Linked DNA regions of Homo sapiens: region 1 is linked to region 2. Evidence: chromatin loops called from intact Hi-C (ENCODE). Cell type or tissue: GM12878. All regions are shown on one strand. Region 1 overlaps LINC02034 (long intergenic non-protein coding RNA 2034). Region 2 overlaps ALDH1L1 (aldehyde dehydrogenase 1 family member L1).

Region 1 (2,500 bases), 1.4 Mb before region 2:
GTGGCCCAGGTGGCAAACTCAGGTGCTGGGGGAGCAGGGCAGGACACCAGAGGGGCATGGGATTCGGAGAGTGGGGGCTGTGACCTCTGGTTTGAAGGGGCATCTGCAGACAACCCCGTGCAGAGCCAGGGCTCACACTGCCATAGCCAGTGCCACAGACTGTTGAAGAGATGCCGAAAGCCAAAACATCTTCGACGTGAAGGCTCCCAATGTTGTAGAGTTGGCAACGGATTCAAATTTTCAAAGCTATACAGGTAAAACAAACTAGTTCTAAGGGCTGAATTCAGCTGGAATGGCTGTTTCTGCTCAAATCCAGCTCTGCTTCTTGTTCGGAACCTCAGTTTCCTGATCCATTAAATAAGCCTAACAGTTCCTCCTGGTGGAGGATCATGTGGGCCAATAAGTAATAATAAAGCGGCTGTGCACAGACGAGTGGTATCATTAGTCCCCACCACAGCAGAGGGAGCGGCTCCAGCAGGCTTGAAGCAGCCTCCTCCGAGCGCACATGGTGTAAAATATAGATTATTCCTGCCACAGACACAGGCCCTGCCTGAGAGGCACCCGCTGAAATCCTGACCTCCCCCTTCTCCGGTGCTGGTCCTTAAACAGCCCCCATTCCTACTGGTCTCTTGGCCTTTGCACTTGCAGTCCCCTCCTCTGGGAGCACCTCCCCAGACTGTGGTGTGGCTGGCTCCATTTTTCCATTCAGGCCTCAGCTTAAATGTTACCTCCTCGGAGAAGCACTTGCTCGGTCGCTCCACCCTGCTTAACTCTGCCTCCTGCATGATGCTTTGGATCTCTGCCTTCCTCATGATGCTTCGGATCCCTGCCTGCCTAGGACCGTGGGTCTCCCCGCCCAAGTGTGTGCGCCATCTGTGCAGCCCTTCCTCTTCCTGCTCACCCAGACCCCAGCTCAGGGCCCTGATTCACATGATGGGTTCTCAAGGAATGAATGAATGGATGGATGGATGGGCTGGCTGGGATTGGGGCTGTTCTCCTTTCCAGGGGATCCAATTAGAGGAAAGTCCCTGAGTGCAGCAGCTGCCCAGCCCTCCCCAGCAGGCAGACAAAGTCCATCTGGAGGCTTTGTTTAAAAATGCTGAAATCAGGCCGCTCAGCTGTACTACCACGGTAGACACAGCCCTCCTGAGGGGTGCAGGCCTGTCTTGCCCAGTTTTGCTGGGCTCTGCAAAAAGAAGTGTGGATTTAGGACTGGTAGATCTTCTGGCTGAGAGACCCTGGGGCCCTGCTCTTCCATGGAGGCTGTGAGGGTTGGAAATTGCCCAAGGTCACAGTGAGGTTGGGACCAGGGCTGAGGGAACAGTGGGGCAGGGACAGGCTCAGCACACAGTGGCAGTGTGAGGGTCTGGGTGGGAGGGGGCACAGGGCCTTCTGTCCTCTTTGTGGTGAGGTGACAGATGGCTGATTGAGCCCTCCTCCTGCCTTAGCTGGGGCCACAGCCCTCCCAGGGCTGTCTCTCCAGGCCACCTTGCACATGGCCACCAGAGGGCGATGTCTTAAACAAAATTGCTCCCGCTTACAATCCTGCAGTGGCTGCCCGGCCTCAGGACAGTTGAGCCTCCAGCCAGGTGCGTGAGGCCGCTCGGTGCCCCAGACCTTGCCCCGCTGCACAAGGGCCAGCATGCCGCTGCCTCCGACCTTCGCCCTGTGCCTCATCTTTGCCCAGCATCCCTCCAGGACTGGGTTCACAGGTGGCCATGGTCCACAACCCTTCCCTGGCCTGCCCCCACCCCAGGCAGGTCAGAAGCTCTGGAGCCCTGCTGTCCCTGTGCTCTGGGCAGGGGTTCAGGCTGGAGGAGGAGGGACAGAAGGATGGGAGACTCTTGGAAGAGCGGCTTCCTCCTTGGTTGTGTGGCTGAGGCTGCGTATTTGATGTTTAAGAGGAGTGTTACCACAAAGCTACTCTCATCAATGCTGCCACACTCCCTGCCCACCTAGTCAAAAAGACAAAGTGAATGTAGGATGAATGAACAAATGAGTGAATGAGCACATTCTGCCCCGTCTCTTCTCTTTCCCTCACGCCTCACATCCGGCCTGTGAGGAAACCCTGCCACCTCCACCTCCAAAATACACCCAGAATCTGACCTCCCGCTCCGGCTCTGTTCCCACCGTGGTGTGGGCCACCCGCCCCACCACTCCTGAGCTGTTGCCGCAGCCTCCTTGCTGGCCTTGCTGCTTCTGCTCCTGCCCCATAGCAGCCAGAGGGACCCCCCTCCTAAACCCAAAGTCAGGTCCCGTCCCTCCCTCCTCTGTTCCACGCACTCCATGACCTGCTCAGAGGAAACAGTCCAACAATGGCCTAGAGGCCTGCACGGAGTGCCGGGGACCTCTCTGCCTCATGGTCCCCTCTCCTGGTGCACAGTCCGCTTCCACCACACCCAGCTCCTTACCAGCCCCGGAACATGCCAGTGACAGCCCTGGCCCTGGGTCTCTGCACATGCTGTTCCAGATGCTCTTCTCCCATCTTGCCCGCCCCTTC
Region 2 (2,500 bases):
CATGTGGACAGGGGCCGCCTCACTGGGGCCCCAGGAGGAGGCCAGGGAAGCAGGCAGGGGTATCTGTGTGCAACTGGCTTAGGGAGAACTTGTCATGGCTCTGCTTCCACTATAGGTCATCTGCCAGGTATCCCTGGCCCAAGTCACCGACGTCGACAAGGCAGTGGCCGCAGCCAAGGATGCCTTTGAGAATGGACGGTGGGGGAAGATCAGTGCGCGGGACCGGGGCCGGCTGATGTACAGGTGGGAGCCCAACATGTACCTGCCAGCCACTGCCACCATCAGCTTCTGGGCAGTGGCACGGGGGGGACTTCTGTGGAGGCCCTTTTACCTGCCAGGAGGAGCTGGGTCCTGGGGAGGCTATGGGACCGAGGCCATCAGATGGGCCAGGCTGGGGCTCCTTGCCTGAGGCTCAGAAAAGGCTTCTCAGAGGAAGGGATATGAGAAACAGGAGACATTTCAGCAGAGTGGGCTCAGGGGAGGTGCCTGGTGGAGGTGAGGAGGTGCGGAAGCCAAGGGATGCTTCCAAAGTGGGCGCAGGCTGGGCCTCCCAGGCAGACAAAGCACTTCCCTCACCAGCCTGGGCTGGAGGGGACTTAGCTCCTGCACGCAGAAGACAGCAAGGGCCAGAGAAGGGCTGGCCTGGTCTCTGCTTGCTCAGCCAGGCTCTGACTACTGGAATCTATAGGTTTCACATTTTCTATTAAAAAAAAAAAAAAAATTTAAGCCAGGGAGAAAGGGGCCTTCTCTCCTTAGTTCCAGTTCAGACGTCTTAGGCAAGGACTTATGATGACTTTAGCTTATGACCTTAGAGTGAGAGGAAGGCCTGGAAGAGAGGTGCTGTGCCCCTGGAACCACAGGGCCTGGCGGGAAGGAGCAGTCACCCTCACAGAGGTGGAGTGATGTTCCTGGGAGAAGAGAGGGTGCGGCCAGATGAGCCGAGAACACAGGTGTCTTGGGGCCTGGCTCTTTCGCTGGGGTCCTGGGAACGTCTAGGGGTGCGAAGCCAAGTTATGGCGTGGTCCCAACGAAGCTCCTCACCTGGCAGGAGAGACCCTGCCTTGGCCTTGCGGTCAGAATGGCTTCTGTTTCTGTTATACTCCAGAGGCCAGAAAAGCCGGGGCAGCCCAGCAGCAGGAAACTAGAGAGAGGGGTTGCAAGAGCATGGTCTGCAAAACCGAATGGAGATTAGGGTTGGGGCAGGGAGGGCTGTGGGGGTCGGGCATGCCCAGCCTTTCATAGGTTCCAGTCCCCTTCGCAAGCCCCTCAATTCTAGAAAGGCACTGGCCACGCCAAGTGGTCCCTAGAGTTCCTGGAGGTCAGGAAGAGCTGTGAAACAAGCACGACAGGTGGCGGGAGAACCTCTGGCCTGGGCCCTGCGTGCGCGTTTGGTGGACCGCACAACCAACAGCGTGCGTGGGGTCCCTCCCTTGGCCTCTGCTGCCATCTGGTGGCTTGTATCATAACAGATTCTACTCACCCATAATGACAGTGAGGGGGGCACCCTGGGCAGCTGTAAGTGGACCCCTTCCTGTCCTATGCAAACTCTCAGGCCCCGTGAAGACCTGGGAGTGCCCATTACTGGTTCTGCCTCAGCTCAGCACAGCAGAGGCTGGGTCTAGGTGTCCCGGAGGGGGCAGTTCAGGAGCTCCCAGATAAATGGCTGCAGAGCACCCTGTCAGGGTGGCGGGACCACCGTGGGTGTTAGGGAACACGAAATTCACTGCAGGAATCAGACATTACACAATTGTGGAAGCTAGGAAGAAGGATCCAGAGGGAGAGTTAGACAAGGTTCCTAGGCAGTCCCCTGAACTCCTGGTAGACAGGATAGAACCTCCAGGGAGTAGGAGCAGCCGTATCCAGCTGCCAAGTGGGGCCACAAAGAGGAGCTCCTGGGAAAGACCGTGGGGGAGCTGCTGGCTCTGCCCAGATACCACTGTGGTCCACGGCTGAGAATCTGACGGTGGTCCAGGCTGCTGGTGGTCAGTAGGGCCGGCCGAGCCTGCTGGGCACCCCTGCATCTGCCCTGCAGACCTTCAGAGGGAGATGGCAGCAGCTTCACTTCTCCTGCACTGCTACCCTGGCACCCAGGGACTGGGCTCTGGGGAGCATGGGTGCCAGGGTGTGAATTCAGCAGCCTAACTGAATTAACAATAGAATAGTCCTGCAAGGCAGCCTCTCAGAGCTTCCCGAATAGTGCACTCGGGTGATGGATACTTTAGAAAGTGTGTCCTGGGAACTGGATTGATGACACAGCCATGTCACACACAGGTGGAATTATCTAGAAATGTGGGGGATTCAAAGGATTGGGGCTGATGAAGGAGAAGGATGTGAGCAGGGGAGGCATGGCACACCACAAGCTTTAGTGGGCTGCAGGTTGGGTAGGGTTGCAGGAGACGAGCAGTGAGACTGTCCCAAGGCTGCCGTGTGGGCTTCCATGTCCAGGTGACAACACACAGTGATGCAGTGGGAGCCTCTGGGTCTGAGGGCTGCCAAGGGC

The links. Peaks named below come from ENCODE experiments on the same cell type or tissue, not always from the same donor. Only the 100,000 strongest peaks of a DNase experiment are listed, where the experiment ranks them.
Region 1: it touches region 2 in a loop (6-fold over the local background); 8 of 110 quality-filtered maps call a loop at or near these places.

What each region holds. Positions count from the first base shown.
Region 1 is chr3:127,543,435-127,545,934 of GRCh38, reverse strand. It overlaps LINC02034 (long intergenic non-protein coding RNA 2034), which reads right to left. Exons shown (of 7, transcript XR_007096067.1): 6 at 2,412-2,500. Among named protein-coding and RNA genes, the nearest start is that of LINC01471, 6.9 kb to the right of the region's middle. In GM12878, a CTCF peak has its summit at 1,495 (motif pointing right); a DNase peak (open chromatin) is centred at 1,499.
Region 2 is chr3:126,133,278-126,135,777 of GRCh38, reverse strand. It overlaps ALDH1L1 (aldehyde dehydrogenase 1 family member L1), which reads left to right. Exons shown (of 23, transcript NM_012190.4): 12 at 116-243. Among named protein-coding and RNA genes, the nearest start is that of ALDH1L1-AS2, 46 kb to the left of the region's middle. RefSeq lists a silencer at 1,446-1,525. In GM12878, a CTCF peak has its summit at 1,429 (motif pointing left); a DNase peak (open chromatin) is centred at 1,427.